4 separate regions of the Mus musculus genome follow, and all the other regions are linked to region 2. Evidence: chromatin loops called from intact Hi-C (ENCODE). Cell type or tissue: heart. All regions are shown on one strand.

Region 1 (2,500 bases), 250 kb before region 2:
GTAGCTCCTGATTAGTGTACTTTTGTAGCTATTTCATTGCTTCTAAATTAACACCTGGTTAAGACTGTGGTAGCAATTGCAAGCTGTCTTTTTACTTCTCTAGATCCCTGTTACCTAGGACTGATGAAGTGATAATTTTCCCATGTGAGGTTTGATTTCTGATAATATGAAATTGTGGGGTTTTTTTTTTGGATATGATTAAAAGTGGTAGTTGGAGAACGAGAAACAGTAAGTGAGGTTCTTGGCAAGATTTATACTGAAAACGAAGCAATGATTTCCTCAAACACACCACCACTTTTCCTCATTTCCCTCTCCCCACTAAAGCATACACTTCTAGTTAAAGTATTGGGTTGGATTTTATTTAATTTCTAAGGACAGCCTCTTTACCAAGGTAGAGAGGAGAAAGCTAATATTTATAGGTAGAATCTTAGTTGGCTTAATGGGATTTATAGAGAAAACCAAATTCTGAAAAGAAGGCTGTATTTTGGCTTTAGTGGTTCTTTCAAGTGTTGAGTCTCGTTGTCATCATGAAAACTGAGCTCATGAGAAAGGGCTTGGGAATCTACAGCAGCTAGTTGTGTGCCACAAGGCACTTAACTCAAAGTAGCCAATGGGGGGGTCAGGGGGCATCCTTTTAAAATAGAAGTTAAAGAGAAGGGGGAAATTAGTGTCTATCATTATTATCCATCTTTCTCCATGTTTTTAGGTAAGTCTTAAGTAAAAATTATGAAATATCTGGAAGTATATAATTAATGCTGAGCAATCCATTCAATGAAAATTTGGGGGAAGCAGAACAAAAATAGATAAAATTGTGTTTCTGGAAAGTCCCAGCTATAGAAAAAAATGCAAATCCCAGTCCTGTAAGTCTCATGTGAAACAATAGGTATTTTTATCTTCTCATGCAGCTCTGCAAATATGGAAAAATAAGTTCGGAGATTGGTGAGCTTAATTTATACAGACGAGGTTATGTCAGTATCTAAAACTCCTACAGCTTTAGTAATCTTGAATTTTATTTTCCTCAGAGCATGTTCCAAATGGCAACTATTTACAACACATGTAAAAAGCGATGGTAATAAGGCAAATTTTATAAAAACCTACATAGTAGGTCTCATCTCATCAAAACATGGACCTGCTGAGTGCCTCGGAGGCTATTCAAGCTGCAGAAGGCCATGTGTGCCAGCATCCAACAGATAGTCTCTAACAGTGGCAGATCCCTGAAGAGTATCTAAAGGCTACCACTAGATGGAGTACTAAATATAACTAATTATTTTTCCCTTACATTGAAAAGATTACAAAGCAGTAAAAATGCCAATATTTTAACCACTGACATTTCTGAAAATTTATAGAAGCATCCAAATATTTAGCGCAGTTTTTTTTCCATTTTAAACGTTTCCTGCTCCACTCTTTTTCAGTTCATTGATTCTATAAAATGAAACCTTCAGCCTCAGAAAAACTTAGTGCTTAGGAGAGATACAAATAGATTAGCATTCCAAATAAACTATTGTCCGTATTTCAGATTCTTTTGTGTTATGATTAATTATCAAGTATTCTCTGCTTGGAAACCTCAGAAGTAGAAATTTAGCTAGAAACTCAGTGGGGCTTACTCGTTACTTATTTAAAACTTTTTTGAGTTATGTATTCAGTGGGTAAATTGTATGCTACATTTAAAAGGCACCGAAAGAACCAAAGAATGTGGAGTCTCTACTGGCGGTCTGGTGACGGGGAGGGTGGTTTTCGAAAAATTAATTTGTTTAAACATTGTCACTAGGGAAAACTCTATTAAGAAACACAAACAGCCTCCCTGATGTTATCAAAGCAGCAAGGCACTGCCTACAGATAGAAAACTGGCATGGTATTCTAGTATCAAGGCCAACTGCACATCTTCATGCATCCACGTGACTTAAATTGAGCCTATGATAGAATTTTTTAAAAAGGAAGAAGCAGACTAAATAAGTAGATATCTATCTACTTTCCAGTCAGTAACTCTTCTAGCTATATAAAAGTTCAAAGAGCTATTGCAGATAGATATGGCATTAAAGTAGTGCTCACTACTGTAGGCCTCTCTCCGTGGAACCATCCAACTTTCTTGAGGAGCATGAAAATCATCATTAAAGCTACAAAATATAGGGTTGAAGTGATGAAATGAAATGTATTTATTTGAAAAGACAAAGCGGAAATCCAACTCACATGTTACTTTAGAGTTCAGACAATTCTTCCAAACTGACAAGGAGGCAATTATGCAGCTGCATTTATACTACAAATGGCAATCTGCAGAGCCTCGTAGGCCCAACTTCTGTATACATCTGTGATGTAATGACCGGTGGATGCCCACAAATGTCCTATAAGCGAATTTGTGATTTGACTGGCTGAACACTCGTGAGAAGTGGGAAGGAACATTGGAACTAGCACTTGTGAACTGGAGTTTCAGAAGAATGAGGACAGGTGGGATTGACCCCTTAGTTGAGTTGCAGGTCAGTAGGATTGGTGCTGGTTCAATCAC
Region 2 (2,500 bases):
CTGTTCAAACGCCCCTCCTCTCAGTAGTCCTAGGACCACAGGAGCTGGGTTTTAGTTTTTTTTTCCCAGTACTTAGGAATGCTCGTCAATAGGTAAAAAGGCTCAATAATTAGGATATGTTTGAAGATCATCAAAAGAACAAGAATGGTGGGAACAATACTGGTATGATTTTTATAAAAATGAAGTATAGCCACCGAGTGGCTTGCAGAAGAGGTGGGAATTCAGATCATAAATCAAGTGGAGAATGGCAATTATTGGTGGTGGTAGGGGGACATCCATGCACATTTGAGAAATGAGGTACATACATGTCCACAAGGGAAGGCTTGACTTGGTCCAGATTTTTGCTAACAATGTCCACAACAGAGGACACATCATTTCTGTATTCTGAAAGTTCTTTAGAAACTCAGAGTACAGTCATTTCTTGCAACAAAGATAGGAGTATAATATTCAAATCATAGTTTACATAAAACTACTAGTCCTATCCACTTCACCAACTCTGCATGTCTGAACGGAGTTCAAACTGTGTCCTCTTCAGTAGTATATACATCTCAAACTAGGAATATTGGCATTAAACTTCTTAACTTTCAGGATAGCTAAAGGATGACTCCAAATTCTTACTGGTGGTAATGAGGAGTACGGAAAACAAGTCAAGAACAGTCAAATTCAAATTTTCAGTAGTAGCCACTGTCCACTGAACCGTCTGAGTTTCGGAAGGGACCTGAAAGCTCTCGTGATTAATGCACAGCTTTCGTTATGTTTTCTGTTAGTCTCCCTTCCCACCCATCTCTGGGAAACCTATGACTATCGAGGTTCTCATTCCCAGAAGAAAGAACAGCCGGGAGGCGTGTCCGAGGCTCTAAGCTGGAGAGACGGGGGTCCGGGTGTGGAGGGAGTCTAGTACTTGGGGTCCTCCTGGCCGAGCCAGAGGTCAAGGCTCAGGTCTGAAGCCAGGGGGCGGGGCGGGCCTCAAGAGCGGAGGGAGGCGCGGGGCGCAACCGGGCGGGAGAACGGGGACTCGGAGGGACTCACAGTAGTAGGCCACCACGGGGTCCCGCTTGTCATGCTCCTGCGCCGTTCTCAAATGGTGCTGTATGCTCTTAAACTGCGCGGGCAGCGGCGGCAGAGGGGCCAGCGCGGCCATCTCCACTCCCGGAAGCGCTACTTCCTACTCGCCGGTCACAGATACTTCCGCTTCCGCCTCCGAGCGGGCAATTCTCACCCACGCATCCGTTGCTGAGACGCTTGTCCGCGACGGGTGCCCGAAGGAGACAAACTTACTGCCTGGTTTAAGGCAGTTATTATTTGGAGAATGAGAGTCTCCTGTGTCGCACACGGCTCCAGCGCTCTCTGCTGGTAAGCGGAGATAGAGGTTTTAAATTTAACTTTTGTTTTTGTTTGTTTGTTTGCATGGAATGAATGAAAGAGAAGAAAGGGGAAAATAACGTAAAGGACTTTAACTGCGAGAAAGGAAAACTTCCCCTCCCCTCTCTTTATCTCATGCGTGTGTGTTTTGTTGGGAATATTCTGGCAAGCGTATATACTACTAAGCTACCTTCTCAGCTTTCAAATTTTCCTTCCCTTCCCTCCCTCCCTCCCTCCCTCCCTCCCTCCCTCCCTCCCTCCCTCCCTCCCTCCCTCCCTCCCTCACTCTCTCCCTTGTCTTTATTTTTATGAGACTGGGTCTCACTAAATTGCCAAACTAAGCTTTGGACTTGAAATCCTTTACCCAGGGCTTCCCAGTTAGTAGAGATTACAGACATATGCATATAGATGGGCCACAGTGGGTTTTTTTTTTTTTTTGGTGGGGGGGGGGGAGGGTGGGGTGGAGTGGGGGGTGGAGGTGTCATTAGTTTTAACAGAGAAAATGATCACAAAATAAAAATTTATACATTCACACACACAGAAGTACACGTTATAGCCTTTCTAGAAACTGTAAAGAGATACTGAAAACATGTACTTAAAGGAGATTGGAACTGGAAACAACCATTGCTTTTAGTTTAGAAGTTTTAAATTCTTATATGAGAAACACTATGTTTAAATACTAGATTAAAATTTGCATGTCCAAATACTGGACTGAATAGACAGTCCTTTTCAAACTTGAAAGGTAAACACATGCGAACTAATAAGAATTGAATACTTTCTCTGATATGGCTAGTGCTTGTTTTAGTGAACTATGCGAGTTGATTAGTGGAGGAAGATGATGAACATTAGGAAAGTATTAGTCTGTCTTACTACTTGACAAGATAGAGTCCAGGAGAGTCTGCACTTCTGACTTTATAGCACACCCCACCTTTTCTTTATAGCAGTGATATTTATTTATTTATTTATTTATTTATTTATCTATTGCCACCTCTCCATTGCATAGTATCATCCTTAAGGACTTACATTTCATTTGAACTTTCCTGTATTTTTTTTCTTTTTGTTTGGGTTTTATTTGTTTGTTTGTTTTTTGTTTTGTTTTTTTGAGATAGGGTTTCTCTGTATAGCCCTGGCTGTTTTG
Region 3 (2,500 bases), 300 kb before region 2:
GGAACACATCACAGTGAAAGGAGAGGGTGGGAAGCGAATAGCCAGAGTCAGGATTGGGGCTGTTTTACAGCTGTGTGTAGCCTGAACTCTGGGTCTCCCATGGAGCCCTGTCCCACTCTTCTGAGGAGGCAAATGAGAGCCACAGACTTGTAACTGAAGGCAAAATTTGGACCAGTCGTTTAAATCCACTTGCAAATATGTTTGGCCTGTTGTTTCTTAATTTTTTTCTTTCTTTTCTTACCTGGTTATTGGAGATTTTTAAAATGGAGCTGACATCATTGCCAAATATGAAAAAAATAAAAAAAGATCTTTCTCAGATCTCAATGCTAGTAAGAAAAAACAAAACAAAACAAAACAAAAGCAAAGCCACATTTGAAACAAAATCATAATTTCTATCAGCTAAATATTCACTTTGTGCATAAATCTCACAGCTAATTAAAATCTAACATGAACACCTTAAGTTTGGGGGCGTATATCAATAGTCAGTGTCTATCGAGATTATATTCTACCTATATGTATCCTGTGGTACAATGAGCAGCCTGCTAATATAAGTCTCCCTCCCATCCCCCCAAAAAGATTGGCTCTGCTGAGGTGAATCTTAGTCACCTTAAGACTAAGTCACTATCCCTTTCTCCTACATGGCCTACTCCTTTGTGAAAATCAGGCTCAGCAAAGTTCAGGTCTGCCAAGATGGCAGTCCAGGTTGCTAAAGAATGAATGGCAATAAAAACCCCCATTGCCACATGCTATTGACATCCTTTGCAGCCTGGCATATAGCTTCGTGACTGACAGAGAGCTAAGGGGATCTGTTGGCTGTTTCAAAGCCTGCAAGTTCTTCTACATCCTAGCTGAGAATGGCCTACTTTCTGCACAGATGTTCCATTCTGGCTACTCCTGCCTTCTAGCAGGCTGGCTCTGCTAAAATCTCCCTTTGTGGTCACTGTGCTATCTTGGAAACCTGAAACTTCCCAGAGAACCCTGAGCATGGGGCTAAAGCCAGCATGCACTGAGGCCCATGAATAGGACTCCACCACTTGGGCTCAACCTACACCCTCACTAACAGGCAAGCACACATTGCTTAGGATAGTTTAAGAGTTAGGTAAGCTGCTTCATGCTCTGCACGACTTGTATGCCACAGTCTGATCCATGCATATTCCACTAGATTAGTAAATCCTGCCAGCCCTCTGTAGGGTCTCATCCACTCTGATCAGAGGGCTCGGTGCAAACAGTTTTTAGACTAGCAGTTGTAGACCTACACATTTATAACCTAGACAGCTGTATGTTTCAGTGTATGTCCCTTGGAACAAACTTGTCACTAGAGGGAGCCAGAGGCCTCTGAAGTTTATGTGATTTGGAATGTCTTTTTTTTTTTAATCATTAAAACAAGGATAGGACCACATAATCTCAAAAGTGTGTTCTTTAAACAGTGAGAGGCCATTGCATGGAGTGCTTAATGGGAACTCTCATCCCTCTAATGAGCCTATGGACCTATGTGCACACAGAAGGGGACAGGAGAGGTGCTTGTTCTTAAGTTCCAGGAGGCCCACTTGAACGTAATGTCCACATTCAACTGGATTGGCTTATGTGCACGGGATAATGGAGATGCTTAGGCTGCGTGTCTTGAGATATTTGAGATTCACACAATGGATTGACTAGATCAAATTTTTGGAATACTTGTTTAGCAAGTTATGTTCATGAATATTCAATATTTGCCATAATAGAGAAAAAAAGCATGTTTAATATGTGGGTCAAATAGTAAACAATTCTTTTCTACTTATGGTTGAAATTTCACTGAAAAAGGAAACGATGCTGCTATATTCATAGAAAATAGCACTGGAACAGAACCCGTGAGCATCCAAAGACACTACAAACAGTAATTAGTGTGTTTTCTACATTGTCTTTACAAGAGTCAGGCCACTGCCAAGCCTAACTATGAGGTGTGGTATATGAGAGCTAAACTCAAATTTCTTCTTGGGGTTCTCCTCTCAAGGCCTATAATTTTAACGCCTTCCCCCCCTCCCCCCGATTCTGATGAGTTTGATTCAATTACAGTCTAAGAAGTCCTGTATTCTTGCCGGGCTCAGAGTGTTCTCAGCTCTTGAAGTGTGATGACTGAGCTCCACCATGGAAATATTCCAAAAAAGATGAATTCTGCATCTCAAAGATGCTTCCCTAACAAGATGCAGTCAGTCCTCTAAGCTCTGCAGTTCCCTACAGAGCAGCACACTGACATTCCACCGGCGTAGCTTTCCGTGCTTCTTGGGCATCACACTTCTCCAGACAGGCTTTCTTTTCCCTTTGTTTCCCCTCTCAATGACATTAAAACTTTGTGCTGTGGCTGAAGGCATCTGACAGGATGATATTTTTATAGAAGTTATCGGAATGGGCATTACAGTAACCCTTGACCTTATCAATAACCTGATGGACGGGAATGATTGACGTCTGTTCTCCACCAGCATGGGTCAGTTTTGACAGGGACTTGTCCGTGGAAGTGCTGTCT
Region 4 (2,500 bases), 160 kb before region 2:
AAGCCAATGTCTCGCTGGCAGTACCTTCCCAGACCCTAGGTGTTGATCCCGGGAATGCTGGCTTGACAGGACCAGGACCCTGAAGACAGATACACAGTGCGTTCCTACTTGTTTAACCTGAATCAAAACCCTGCCATTCTTATTTTTTCCACTGCCCAAAAGTGAGGTTTAACTCTCTAGGGGAGAAAGGGTTCTCTAGGGGAGAAAGCCACACACACATGCTCCGGCTCTGTTTGGCAATACCCAGTCCCGGGTGCCTCGAGGAGGCACGCTGAAGCTTCTCTTACTGCAGTTGGTACCTTTCTAGGAAGCGCTGCTCTAAAGTGGTGAAGGGGACACAGATGGAGGTGCGATGGGCTCCAACCTGGAAGGCGACTTACATGCTGGCATTACCGTGTGGAGATTCCCAGAGGCCGCACACTCATCCTCCAGCGCTCTCTGCGTTGTTGCCCTCAAGCTCCACCGAAGAAGATCCCGGCTTTCGGGACCGCGACCCGCAGGACCCTTCGTCACGCCCTTTCTCGAGAGTTCATAGGGTTTCCCGGCAGCTGCTCGTCGCCTGCGCAAGGGGCGGCGCAAGGTGGACCCGGGGCGCGCGCCGTGGAGTTCAAGATCAGGTCCGGCGCGCGGGGGAGCGGCTGACCGCGGCAGGTTCTGCCGCCCGGGCGAAGAACTTTCACAAGAGTTGGGACGAAGGGCTCCGGCGAGCGGGTGGCGTCCGATCCCGGCCTGCGGGGCTTGGAGAGGCTGAGATCACCAGGCTCCTGAGCCTGCGGCCAGTCGCGGCGCAGCGCTGGCGTCCGTTTCCCCCTGAGGCTCAGGTGCGGCTCGGCGCGCCCCCCGGGTGGCCCCAGCTCTAGGCGTTCAGAGGACAGAGGACCGTCCTGCAGGCGCAGCTGCCCCACCCAGGGCCGGCCACCCGAGGGCAGAGGCAAAGGGAGAAGTCGCCACGCGGGGCGGGACCGGCGCGGGCGGCGGGGTTGGAAGACTGGCACAGAGCCAGAAGCAGCTCCGGGGAGGGGACCCCGCTGACCCCGAGGTCACCCGCGGGCCGCGAGAGCAGAAACCCGCAGAGCTTGGGTGAAGGAGCTCCGAACGCAGGCGCGCCAGTGGGCATGTGTTCTGAACGCTGCCAAGAACCCGGGCTGTCCCTTACTTTTCCCTTTCTTAGTTCTTCCTCCTCCGCCCCCCCCCCCCGCCCGTCCCCTCAATTTTCCTCCAGAAAGAAAGAAAAGAAGAGAGAGAGAGAGAGAGAGGAAGAAAGGAAGGAAGGAAGGAAGGGAGAGAAAGGAAGGAAAGAAGAGAAGAGAAGAGAAGAGAAGAGAAAAGAAAAAGAGAAGAGAAAAGAAAAGAAAAGAAAATGGAAAAGAAAAGAGAGAGAGAGAGAGGAAGAAAGAAAGAAAGAAAGAAAGAAAGAAAGAAAGAAAAGAAAGAAAGACAGGGGGAAGGGTATTTAATGAGGGAAAGGTGGAGGAGGGCTTGAGAGGTTTGGGGCGATATGCCTCCTTTAAATTTAACTTTTTTTTTTTTCTGTTTGAGTGGAATTAATTTACTAATACAAGTGCAGCCGCTCACTAGGGGAAGTCAAGACAGCCAGGCAATGCTTCTCCTGAGAAACTGCTTTGCAAGGGATATAGGCACACCCACTTGCTAAAAGACAGGGAAGCGCTCCAGCAGAGGGTCCCTTGCGCTGTGCCTTACCAGACTAAATTCAGAGTGCTAGGGGCGGCGGCCTTTCCAGACTTGGTTCCATTCAGAGTGAGGCAGTACGGCTTTCCTTGTAGACACACACACACACACACACACACACACACACAAAAGCCATAAAAGTAGATTAACCCTGATTGGCTAGTGGTAGAGAAGGGTTGGGGTAGGAGGCAAAGAGGTAAAACAGGACTGAGGACAGATAGTTTCAGGCAAAAGAAAGAGGAAGCTGGAAAGCCGCCAGCAATCTAGACTACTTCTGATCCAGCCTGTGTTCTTTTGATTTTTATCAGTATTTATTTTAACGTTTAAAAAAAAAAAAACACAGTAGAATTAATAAAGAATCAAACTGCTTCATTTAAGGAAAGCTGAGATGGTTTTGGTTTTACAGGTAGAGAAATAGGTCCAGGGAGGCATAGTCTGCACTAATTATTCAGAAATGATCAGGGTTCGAGTCTAAGGTTTAGAGACTCTCAGTTCAAGGCCGCCTCTGTGACACTAGATTGTCTCAAGGATTTAACGTTCCTCCTAGAACTTTTCAAAACGACATAATTTTACAGTTTTGTGGGTCTGGAATCTGGGTGTAGCTTAGCTCTGAAGGCTCGACAGGACCAATGTCTACCTGGAAGCTCTTCATGAGGTTCTTCCACCCACTGTTTTGCTTACTCTTTGACAATGATTACTCTCATCCCTCATGTTCATCTATCTCCGACTTGTCCCTATGGATCCGAGGCTGACTCATGACTTCCGGGTTGGTTTTGTGACCCGCTTAGTTTAACCACTGCCATCCATTGGT

What was found. Hi-C counts contacts between places; a loop is a spot of excess contacts. Peaks named below come from ENCODE experiments on the same cell type or tissue, not always from the same donor. Only the 100,000 strongest peaks of a DNase experiment are listed, where the experiment ranks them.
Region 1: a loop joins it to region 2, with 8 times the contacts of the local background. A loop is called at or near these places in 31 of 42 quality-filtered maps.
Region 3: a loop joins it to region 2, with 9 times the contacts of the local background. A loop is called at or near these places in 17 of 42 quality-filtered maps.
Region 4: a loop joins it to region 2, with 1.9 times the contacts of the local background. A loop is called at or near these places in 2 of 42 quality-filtered maps.

What each region holds. Positions count from the first base shown.
Region 1 is chr10:14,450,824-14,453,323 of GRCm38, forward strand. The region is part of intron 5 of Adgrg6 (adhesion G protein-coupled receptor G6); the gene reads right to left. Among named protein-coding and RNA genes, the nearest start is that of Adgrg6, 93 kb to the right of the region's middle. In heart, a CTCF peak has its summit at 1,231 (motif pointing right); no DNase peak of the experiment used is centred here.
Region 2 is chr10:14,704,321-14,706,820 of GRCm38, forward strand. It overlaps Vta1 (vesicle (multivesicular body) trafficking 1), which reads right to left and starts at 1,169. Exons shown (of 8, transcript NM_025418.3): 1 at 1,030-1,169. The coding sequence starts at 1,141. 1700016L04Rik (RIKEN cDNA 1700016L04 gene) reads left to right here and starts at 1,289. Exons shown (of 6, transcript NR_045824.1): 1 at 1,289-1,353. In heart, a CTCF peak has its summit at 1,343 (motif pointing left); a DNase peak (open chromatin) is centred at 1,231; H3K4me3 peaks cover 1,794 bases; H3K27ac peaks cover 1,382 bases.
Region 3 is chr10:14,402,941-14,405,440 of GRCm38, forward strand. It overlaps Adgrg6 (adhesion G protein-coupled receptor G6), which reads right to left. Exons shown (of 25, transcript NM_001002268.3): 25 at 1-2,498. Among named protein-coding and RNA genes, the nearest start is that of Gm40603, 82 kb to the left of the region's middle. In heart, a CTCF peak has its summit at 1,307 (motif pointing right); no DNase peak of the experiment used is centred here.
Region 4 is chr10:14,544,534-14,547,033 of GRCm38, forward strand. Adgrg6 (adhesion G protein-coupled receptor G6) reads right to left here and starts at 503. Exons shown (of 25, transcript NM_001002268.3): 1 at 381-503. The coding sequence starts at 382. In heart, no CTCF peak of the experiment used is centred here; DNase peaks (open chromatin) are centred at 688 and 958; H3K4me3 peaks cover 1,717 bases; H3K27ac peaks cover 1,164 bases; H3K27me3 peaks cover 205 bases.